Linked DNA regions of Homo sapiens: region 2 is linked to region 1. A link is a contact called in ENCODE Hi-C or POLR2A ChIA-PET data. All regions are on one chromosome and are shown on one strand. The core of a region is the stretch at or near the end of the contact, and the rest is flanking DNA. Distances in the headings are between cores, read along the strand shown. Region 1 has its middle 88 kb from the start of TRIM2. Region 2 holds the start of TRIM2 (tripartite motif containing 2).

Region 1 (4,446 bases), core at 1,018-3,517:
GTGAAGACGACCAGAGGTCACTCTCGTGGCCATCTTAGTTTTGGTGGGTTTTAGGCGGCTTCTTTACTGCAAAATTTTATCAGCAAGGTCTTTATGACCTGTATCTTGTGCCAACCTCCCATCTCATTCTGTGACTAGATATGCCTTAACCCTCTGGGAATGCAGCCCAGTAGGTCTCAGCCTCATTTTACCCAGTTCCTATTCAAGACAGAGTTGCTCTGGTTCAAACGCCTCTGACAGGAGGATCACATGAGCTTGGGGAGTCGAGGCTGCAGTGATCCTAGATAGCACTACTGCATTTTAGCCAGGGGGGACAGAGTGAGACCCTGTCTCAAATTAAAAAAAAAAAAAAAAGGAAAAAATGAAAAATATGTTCTACCTCATTAGTAATCAAGGAAACGCAAATCAGCATAACCATGAGATGGCATTTCATCCCTATCGAACTGGCAAAAATGTTAAAAACCTAAAACCAAGCACAGTATTGGCAAGGATGTGGGTAAATGTGGAGCCTCATTGAGCTCTGGCGGGAATATAAATGGCACCATCACGTGGGAGAGCAATTTGTCATCTAAACAGCAAACATGGAAAATGGAAAGTGCTAATCAGTAGGAAACTGGTTAAATAAATCGTGGTGATATTCATATATTGGAATGTCATACAAATGAACAAAGTAGATGTACATGTATCAATATAGATAGATTTGAAAATACTGCAAAATAGGTATAAAAGGCACATGATGGATATATATAAACTATATATGTGTTTATAAAAACACTGAACAACAGTATATATTTTGAATTTATAAAACCATTGGTAAAAGGCACATACCAGTTTCAGGATCATCACTTCTGGATAGAAAGGAAGGGAAGGAGATAAATGGGTTGAAAGTGAGGACTTCAACTGTATCTATAAAGATTTAGATTGATTGAAAAATGTTAAAATGTGTTCAATGTTGGAGGTCGAAACATGGGCATCTGTGTTTTGTTTCTGTTTTTGTTTTTTAGTGCTTTTTTGTGTGTGTTTGAAGTCTTTTTTTTTTTTTTTTTAAGAGTGTCTAGGAAGTGGTCAGGGCTAATTCCAACCACTTCATAAATTGTAGGAAATTGGAACTAGAAGACCCTTCAGCTCCATCTATTCAGCTCCCTTATCTTAGAAGACAGAAAACAGTAGGGCTAATGTTTATGTTTATCTATCATCTGTCTGTCTATCTATCTATCATCTATCTATCTATCATCTATCTATCTATCTATCTATCTATCTATCTATCTATCTATCTATCTGTCTATCTATCTATCTAATGCAATTTATAGATGGAAAATTTCCTGATTATTTTCTGGCATATATTTTGCACATAGTAGGCAGTCATTCAAATACTTGTGAAATGGAGGCTGGGCGGGGTGGCTCATGCCTGTAACCCTAGCACTTTGGGAGGCCAAGAGAGGCAGATAACATGAGTCCAGGAGTTCAAGTCCAGCCTGGGCAACATAGCGAGACCTTGTCTATATAAAAAATACAAAAATTAGCCGGGTGTGGTGGCATGCACTTGTGGTCCCAGCTACTCAGGAGGCTAAGGTGGGAGGATTGCTTGAGTCTGGGAGGTGGAGGTTGCAGTGAGCTGAGATCCTGCCACTGCATTCCATCCTGGGTGACACAATGAAACCCTTTCTCAAAAAAACAAAAACAAACTTGTATAATGGATAGGCACCCCCAAAAGTGTCCACGTGCTGCCTATTGCATTCATTTGCTCATCACTTACCTTGCAGGTGCATAGACTGAGGCCTGTGGCTTCAAATCATGTCACTGCTCTGATGCCTACGTCTACTCTGAACTAGTGGTTTTTAAATTAGAGTGTCATCTGCGAACTTAATAAAACTGCAATTTCTTTGGTTTTAATGCCAAAGACACTGATTTGGTGGATGGAGGTGGGGTGGATGGAGGTGGGGTGGAGGGAAGTGGGGGAGGTGGGCTGATTTGGGAGGTGGCGATGGAGTTATTTTAATGTGCACTTCAGATGTTGCTAATGTGCTGGCCTGCAGACTGCGCTCTGAGAACAGCAGCTCCAGCGTCTTGGCCACCTTCACTAAATACTTGCCTTGGTTTCCTCTTCTTTAAAAAAAAAAAGAAAAGAAAAGAAACCAGGGGAAAAAGGAGGCCTGGCTTACTGCTGGTGAACATGAAACCTCAGAAACCAGGGCAAGGCTCATCACCCAGCTTCGTGGAAAAAAATACCAGCCTAGTCGCCAAAATGAAAGTAGATTACCTCTGTGGCTAAAAACGGAAGCGGCAAGTTTCCACTGCAAGTGCCAGGGTTGGTAGAGAAATGGTAAGGCAGTGCTTAAGAAAAAGGAGTCCAGTCTTTCTCCCCCCTACCACCCCACCTCCCATCTTGATGGGCAGAGGGAGAAAAACAGGAGGAATCCAGCTGAGAAAGTCCCTGATTTATTAACAACTGTGTACTGATGACTAATCACTTACTAATGTTTGCAAAGTGCTTGGAGCCTTTCTATAAAAAGGGGACAAAATGTGGGCAACATATTCATAGTTATGACATCAAAGAAGAGGCCCAGCAGGAACATGAAGATGGCCGCTGACATGCCACATGCAGAACTTGCTAGCAGGACAGACAGACAGGACAGACTGGTGGCCAGAACTTTGGAATGGCATAATTAAACATTGTGCCACCCTGCCTCCCTCCCCTGCTCCATTCACGTTCCCTTCCCAAAGCCCCAGAGTCTGTAACAGCCAACAGGTCCAGTGTTGTCTTGCTGAACAGCAATGAGAGCTGCGGACCCTCAGGATGAGCACCATGGGCGGCCGTCACCTCTGCAGCCACCCAGAGTGACACCTGATAAGTCTTAAGGGTGCAGTCAAAATGGCCCATTGCCTTTCCCCCTCCTGGGAAGCCAGGGCACAGGCACCGACCCTAGTGAAGCAGAGTCAGGGATGAGAGGAGGAGGCTGTTTTTCAGGCAGTGACAACGATGGCAGCAGGCAGTGATGACGTCCAGAGTCTGGTGTGCACAGGTTCTAGGGTATGGTTTTGGTTGGGGCTGACCTCAGGGCTCCCTTTAGTCCCGCAGTTTTTCAGTCTTCCCAGTGGCCCTGTGAGCTACCCAGTACTCTTTCAGTCCATTTTTTCTACTTGTAACACCCAGAGCTTGGTGTCCATTGCTTATATCTACGAGCCCCAGCTGACTCACCAACGCCTCAGAGGAGGGAAGAGTTCCAGGCAAAGCAAACTACCCAGTTAAAAAAAAATCCTCACAGTTTCAGAGACGATAACGTCAGGAGCTTCAAAGCCTCGTTTGTTATTGTGGTGAATGGGCATCAGAGCTCTCTATACTTTTAAGAAGTGGCACACGCCTTTTGGCACAGCATTTCCCGGTCTATGACTTTATCTCCAGAGACACTCCCACAAGGACTATGCTAGCTGTTGGGCATGACTGCAAGTGAGATGGTGGCACCATTTTCTGAGGACCGATGGAGGGAACCAGTTGGGTGGTGGGGAGGGGGTTGGGGAGATCAAGGGTGACATTTAGGAAATGTTAAATTTCAGATGCCCCTGAAATACCTAAAGAAGTCACCAAGGAAGGATACGGAGGGCTTAAGAGTCTAGATTCAAATGAAAAAATAAATTTGGAATTCATCAGCAAATGGATGGTGTTTAAAGCTAAGAATGAAAAATACATCGACAGAGAAGAATAAGAGGTTGTATCTAGAGGTCAGGGAGAGGGCGACCTAGTGAGGAAGGTTGATTAGAAGTGTCTGGTGGGATAAGAGAAAAATCTATTTGCTGTATCATGGGCAATGAGAGAGGAGAGGGGTCTAAGAAGAGGGGGTGGGCAGTTGTGTTTCACCTTACAGCCTTCTCCTCTGTCAATTTCTTTCTTCTAGGTGTTTTTATAATAGACAAAGTTGGGTTTGACAGCATGGAGCTTATCGATGCCCTTGACACAGAGGTCACTGACACCCTTGACAAAAGGAGTTTCGGGGGAGTGGAGAAGCCAGAAGCCAGACTGGAGGAGACTGAAGAGTAGGTGAAGAAGCAGAAGGAAGGATGGGTGAAGCCAAGATGTTAGTGTGCAGACCGCTTGTGGGAGAAGTTTTGCTATGAAACAGGATGGGGAAAGGGAGGGAACACTGAGAGTCTGTCGAGCCACAGAAAGACTTCTTCTAATGAGAGATTCCAGCACGTCTTTGTGTGTGAGTGGAAATGATTCAGTGGAGAGAAGATCGAGGGTGCAGGAGGAGATAACTGGAGGAAGGAAGTCCTCCTTCATTCAACCAACACCAAGAGCTTCCCATGCCAGGCATCGTTTGGGTGTGAGCCACAGAGCACCAAGTGGCCTGGGCAAGGCTGCCTCTCTCAAGAGCGCCTGTGCTGGAGTGAGTTCAGGTCGGGGAGCAGGGTGCTTGGGGTGTGACAAGACAGATGTAGCTGTGAGTC
Region 2 (4,446 bases), core at 1,112-3,611, 88 kb before region 1:
CCAGATTGCCTCTGGAGGGGGCTGGTTGCCAGGGGAACCAAGCAAGTGATTAGAGAGTTGGAACTTTCAGCCCCTTTCTCCCTACTCCACCCATACACACCCCCTGACCCTGTTTCCAGGGAGCAAAGAGGGGCAGGAGGTTGACTCAATCACCGATGGCCAATGGTTTGATCAATCATGCCTTTGTAATGAGGCCTCCATAAAAACCCAAAGGAGCGGGTCTGGAGGGCTTCTGGATAGCTGAACACATGGAGACGCTGGGAGAGTGGCGCCCGGAGAGGACATGAAAGCTCCAAGACCCTCCCTAGCCATCTCTTCACCTGGCTGTATGTATTCATTCAACTGTATCCTTTGTAATACCCTTTATAATAAACTGGTAAATGGAATTAAGTGTCTCCCTGAGTTCCGTGAGCTATGCTAACAAAACAGTGACCCCAAGAAGTCAATCTCTGACTTACAGCACAAAGTTAGACAAAGTTACACAGCTTGTAATCTACCTGAGGAAGGATCGTGAGAACTTCTCATGGATAGCCAGCTAGTCAGAAGCACAAGTGACAACCTTCAGCCTGCAACTGGCCTCTGAGGTCGGGGCAGCCTGGTAGGACTGAGCCCTTAAACCTCAGGGTCTGCACTCACTGCAGTTAGTGTCAGAATTGAGTTAAACTGTGGGACACCTACTTAGGTGGGAAGGTGAGAATGCATTGACCTGACCAAATGGGATTTGTGAGGCCTGCGGTGGGCCTGGAGGGTGAATGATGCACACCTGTCCTTTCCCTTTGGAGCCTCCACCCCACCTGGGAGAGTCAAAAGTTCACTGGCAGAGTCAGAATTTCCATTCCTTGTCAGGACCTCCTCGTGGGGTGACTCATCCCTCTCCAGGGCTCTAGGACCGCACCAGGAGAACCTGGCCTCACTTAGAGACTGCCTGTTTTCATACAATGGGTTCAAGCATTCATGTTGCTTGGCGTCAAATTCATTTGAAAAACACCCTTTGTATTCTGACTTAATACCTCCAGGATCCGCAAACAGCATGGTGGCTTTAAACAAGGTGTACCTAGATAATAGATACAAGTTGAGGGAATTTGGAGAGGTGGGGAGACTTTCAAAGCATTAAATGTATTAAAGTCCCATGGTTCACCTCTAGCTTTATGTAAAAATTAAACCTCACCTTTTCATTTTATCAGGCTCCTGTCGATAACAAACACAAACCGCAAGTTCACTGACTCCACACCACGGGGCTCACCAGAAACTTATCTGATCAAAGCTGCCGTAGGTGATTCTTTTTTTCAGCAGGAGGAGGAGGACTTTCTAAAGCAACTCCCAGGACTCGAGATGTTGTAGCCCCCTCCCCACCTTACAGGTCGCAATGACAGCACAACCCTTTCCTTGCCCTTTGCGCACCCCGTGAGCTACGACAGGTGCCTCACTGAGCACCGAATGGGCCAGCCAAGAGATAAAGCAGGCACCAAAGACCGGTGCCTGAGTGGTTTTCCACCCTCACCCATTCACACCCCGGAAACCAGCAAGCACCCCGAGGTGTGGCTGGCTGAGCCCACATCAGGCTTCACCCCCGACTCACATGGCGTCCCCAGGCTCTGCTGACTTCTCACTTGGGTAGTCAAGGACAAACGCTCTATTCACCTGGGGCTATTTCTTCATTCCACAGTCGCACGGCAGAGGGACATAGTACCCTTTGAGCACTTTTATGGGGCAGTAAAACTTTACAGTCTCCTGTCTGCTCTAAACTGTTCCCACATTTCTGAATAGACCTATTTATAACATGCAAGACTACTACAGTTTGCCCTTTGAAAATACTAGCAGATATTAGGTCCTTTCAAATGGGGTCGACTGAGTTACATCGGCTAGCAGCTGGCTTACAGAAACCCCGGAGAGGCCCAGCTAAGCTCCTGACTGTGACTACCTATGTTAGGAAATAAAACAGCATTTGAGTCTCACAACATCACTGGAACTGGCCTTATGCTTTGCCACATTCATGTTGCTTTGGTGTCAAATCCAGCTGTGTCTCTCCCTCGATTTTTTGCTTCCTTACTCCCTTCCTGCCTGGATTAACAGAGCTCACTGTGAGCTTTGTCAGCAAATCCCAGTCTTTTCCTTCCCTCTTCTGCAGGGAAAAAATTAAAACCAGGAAAAAGTAGCAACCCAATCACAACTTGTTTCTCCCAGCCCCGGATTAACCAGCTGGCCCAGAAAAAGAATTATCCCACATTGAGAAGCGTCCTTACCTGCGTTCCATAACGGCCACTCCTGTGCATCGAAGACCAGAGCCAGCCTCCTCCAATCTGGGGACTTAGCTCCCCGCAGCCCGCAGACAACTGGGCCCATTATAGTCATCAAGCTGCCGAGTTAAAGGGTGGCCCTTACTAAAATATAAACAGCTAGTCAGCACAAGCCAAAGGGGCGGGGCTACAGTATCAGGGGACAATGAGAGCCAATGATCAGCCTCTTTGGGCTCTGTTTGCTTAAGATATTGTGTTTCATTCCGAAGTAGGGGAGACGGGAATGAGAAACACTGAAGAGTAAGGGCTGAGTTATCATCTTTACAGCCCCCAGTAGGAAAAGCGTCCAAGTTGAAAAGTTTAAATCACTGCCCACAGAAGACCAATTTCAGGAAAGTGTTTGTAGACTGCACACATAATAATATGTATTTTTAAAGCCACAGATATTTATGTTGCATTAGCTATCTGTTGTCTTCCGGGGTTAATAAATGTGGTATTCATGAGGTCAACGGGAGTTTTTCAACCAAAGAACAAAGGCCAAGAAAGTTAGTTTGATGACATGCTTATTTTATTGAATATACTATCTGATCAGGAGCACTCACCTCATCTACAGAGCAAACACTTGTTTGATTGGCACATCTTTATTTTATTTATTTATTTATTTATTTATTTATTGAGATGGAGTCTCGCTCTGTTGCCCAGGCCGGAGTGCAGTGGCACAATCTTGGCTCACTGCAACCGTAGCCTCCTGGGTTCAAGTGATTCTCCTGCCTCAGCCTCCTGAGTAGCTGGAATTACAGGAATGCACCACCACACCTGGTGAATTTTTGTATTTTTAGTAGAGACGGGGTTTCGCCATGTTGGCCAGGTGGGTCTTGAACTCCTGGCTTCAAGTGATCCGCCCGCCTTGGCCTCCCAAAGTGCTGGGATTACAGGAGTGTGCCACTGCGCCTGGTCTACTATTTTTTTTTTTTTTTTTGAGACAGAGTCTTGCTGTGTTGACCAGGCTGGAGTGCAGTAGTGTGATCTCAGCTCACTGCAAGATTGGTACATCTTTAGAACCCAGAGATATGGATTTATTGTATGCCCAAGTCAGCAAAATGGCTCACATTTGATGTGTTTATGTTCTTCTTCGTGTGTGTGTGTGTGTGTGTGTGTGTGTGTGTGTGTGTAGAGATGTGGGTCTCACTATATCACCCAAGGTGGAGTGCAGTGGCTATTCACAGGCACAATCATTGTGCACTGTAGCCTCAAACTCCTGGGCTCAGGTCATCCTCCTGCCTCAGCCTCCCTAGTAGCTGGGATTACAGGCTTGCACCTATAATCATGCCAGACCATGAGCATTTCATTTGATCAAACATATCAGAAGTTCAGTATATTTGGAAGAAGGCAGGAGAGCCGTGGCTTCTTTCTGTCTCCCAAACTTAACTAAATTCCACTTTTTTTTTTTTTTTTTTTTTTTTGAGATGGAGTCTCGCTCTGTCACCAGGCTTGAGTGCAGTGGCACAATCTTGGCTCACTGCAACCTCCACCTCCCAGGTTCAAGTGATTCTTGTGCCTCAGGCTCCTGAGTAGCTGGGACTACAGATGCGCACCACCACGACCAGCTAATTTTTGTATTTTTAGTAGAGACAGGGTTTCATCATGTTGGCCAGGCTGGTCTCAGTCTCTTGACCTCGTGATCTGCCCACCTCGGCCTCCCAAAGTGCTGGGATTACAGGTGTGAGCCACCGCGCCCGGCCTTAAATTCCCCTTTTAAAGCTATTACAGCAGCTTAACCTTCCAATGCCCTTTGATAATAACCAAGAACCAGAAAGTAAACTGTAGGGCTTTTTTTCCTTATATGATTTCTTTTTTTTTTTTTTTTTGAGACAGAGTCTCGCTCTGTCACCCAGGCTGGAGTGCAGTGGCGTGATCTCGGCTCACTGCAAGCTCCGCCTCTCGGGTTCAGGCCATTCTCCTGCCTCAGACTCCCGAGTAGCTGGGACTACAGGCGCATGCCGCCATGCCCGGCTAATTTTATTTATTTATTTATTTATTTTTTAGTAGAGTTGGGTTTCAGCCAGGATGGCTGGATCTCCTGACCTCGTGATCTGCCCGCCTTGGCCTCCCAAAGTGCTGGGATTACAGGCACGAGCCAACGCGGCTGGCCTCCTTATATCATTTCTAAATAATACACTGAAGTAAAAATAAAGTTAAGAGTTGTTTG

Evidence for each region. Hi-C counts contacts between places; a loop is a spot of excess contacts on that map. ChIA-PET counts read pairs that join two places held with the same protein, here RNA polymerase II (POLR2A). Pooled maps may share reads with other maps.
Region 2: a loop to region 1 is called in a pooled map, with 4 times the contacts of the local background. The contact joins the promoter of TRIM2 here to the enhancer-like site in region 1. A Hi-C loop is called at or near these places in 4 of 50 pooled maps. POLR2A ChIA-PET finds 5 or more read pairs at or near these places in 3 of 52 experiments (H1, WTC11 and activated CD4-positive, alpha-beta T cell).

The regions. Positions count from the first base shown.
Region 1 is chr4:153,113,817-153,118,262 of GRCh38, reverse strand. No RefSeq gene overlaps it. Among named protein-coding and RNA genes, the nearest start is that of TRIM2, 88 kb to the left of the region's middle. Within about 2 kb of position 2,267, at least 16 of the 41 ENCODE cell types and tissues checked have a DNase peak (open chromatin) inside an H3K27ac peak, as active enhancers do.
Region 2 is chr4:153,202,358-153,206,803 of GRCh38, reverse strand. It overlaps TRIM2 (tripartite motif containing 2), which reads right to left and starts at 2,361. Exons shown (of 12, transcript NM_015271.5): 1 at 2,244-2,361. The coding sequence starts at 2,273. RefSeq lists an enhancer at 1-810.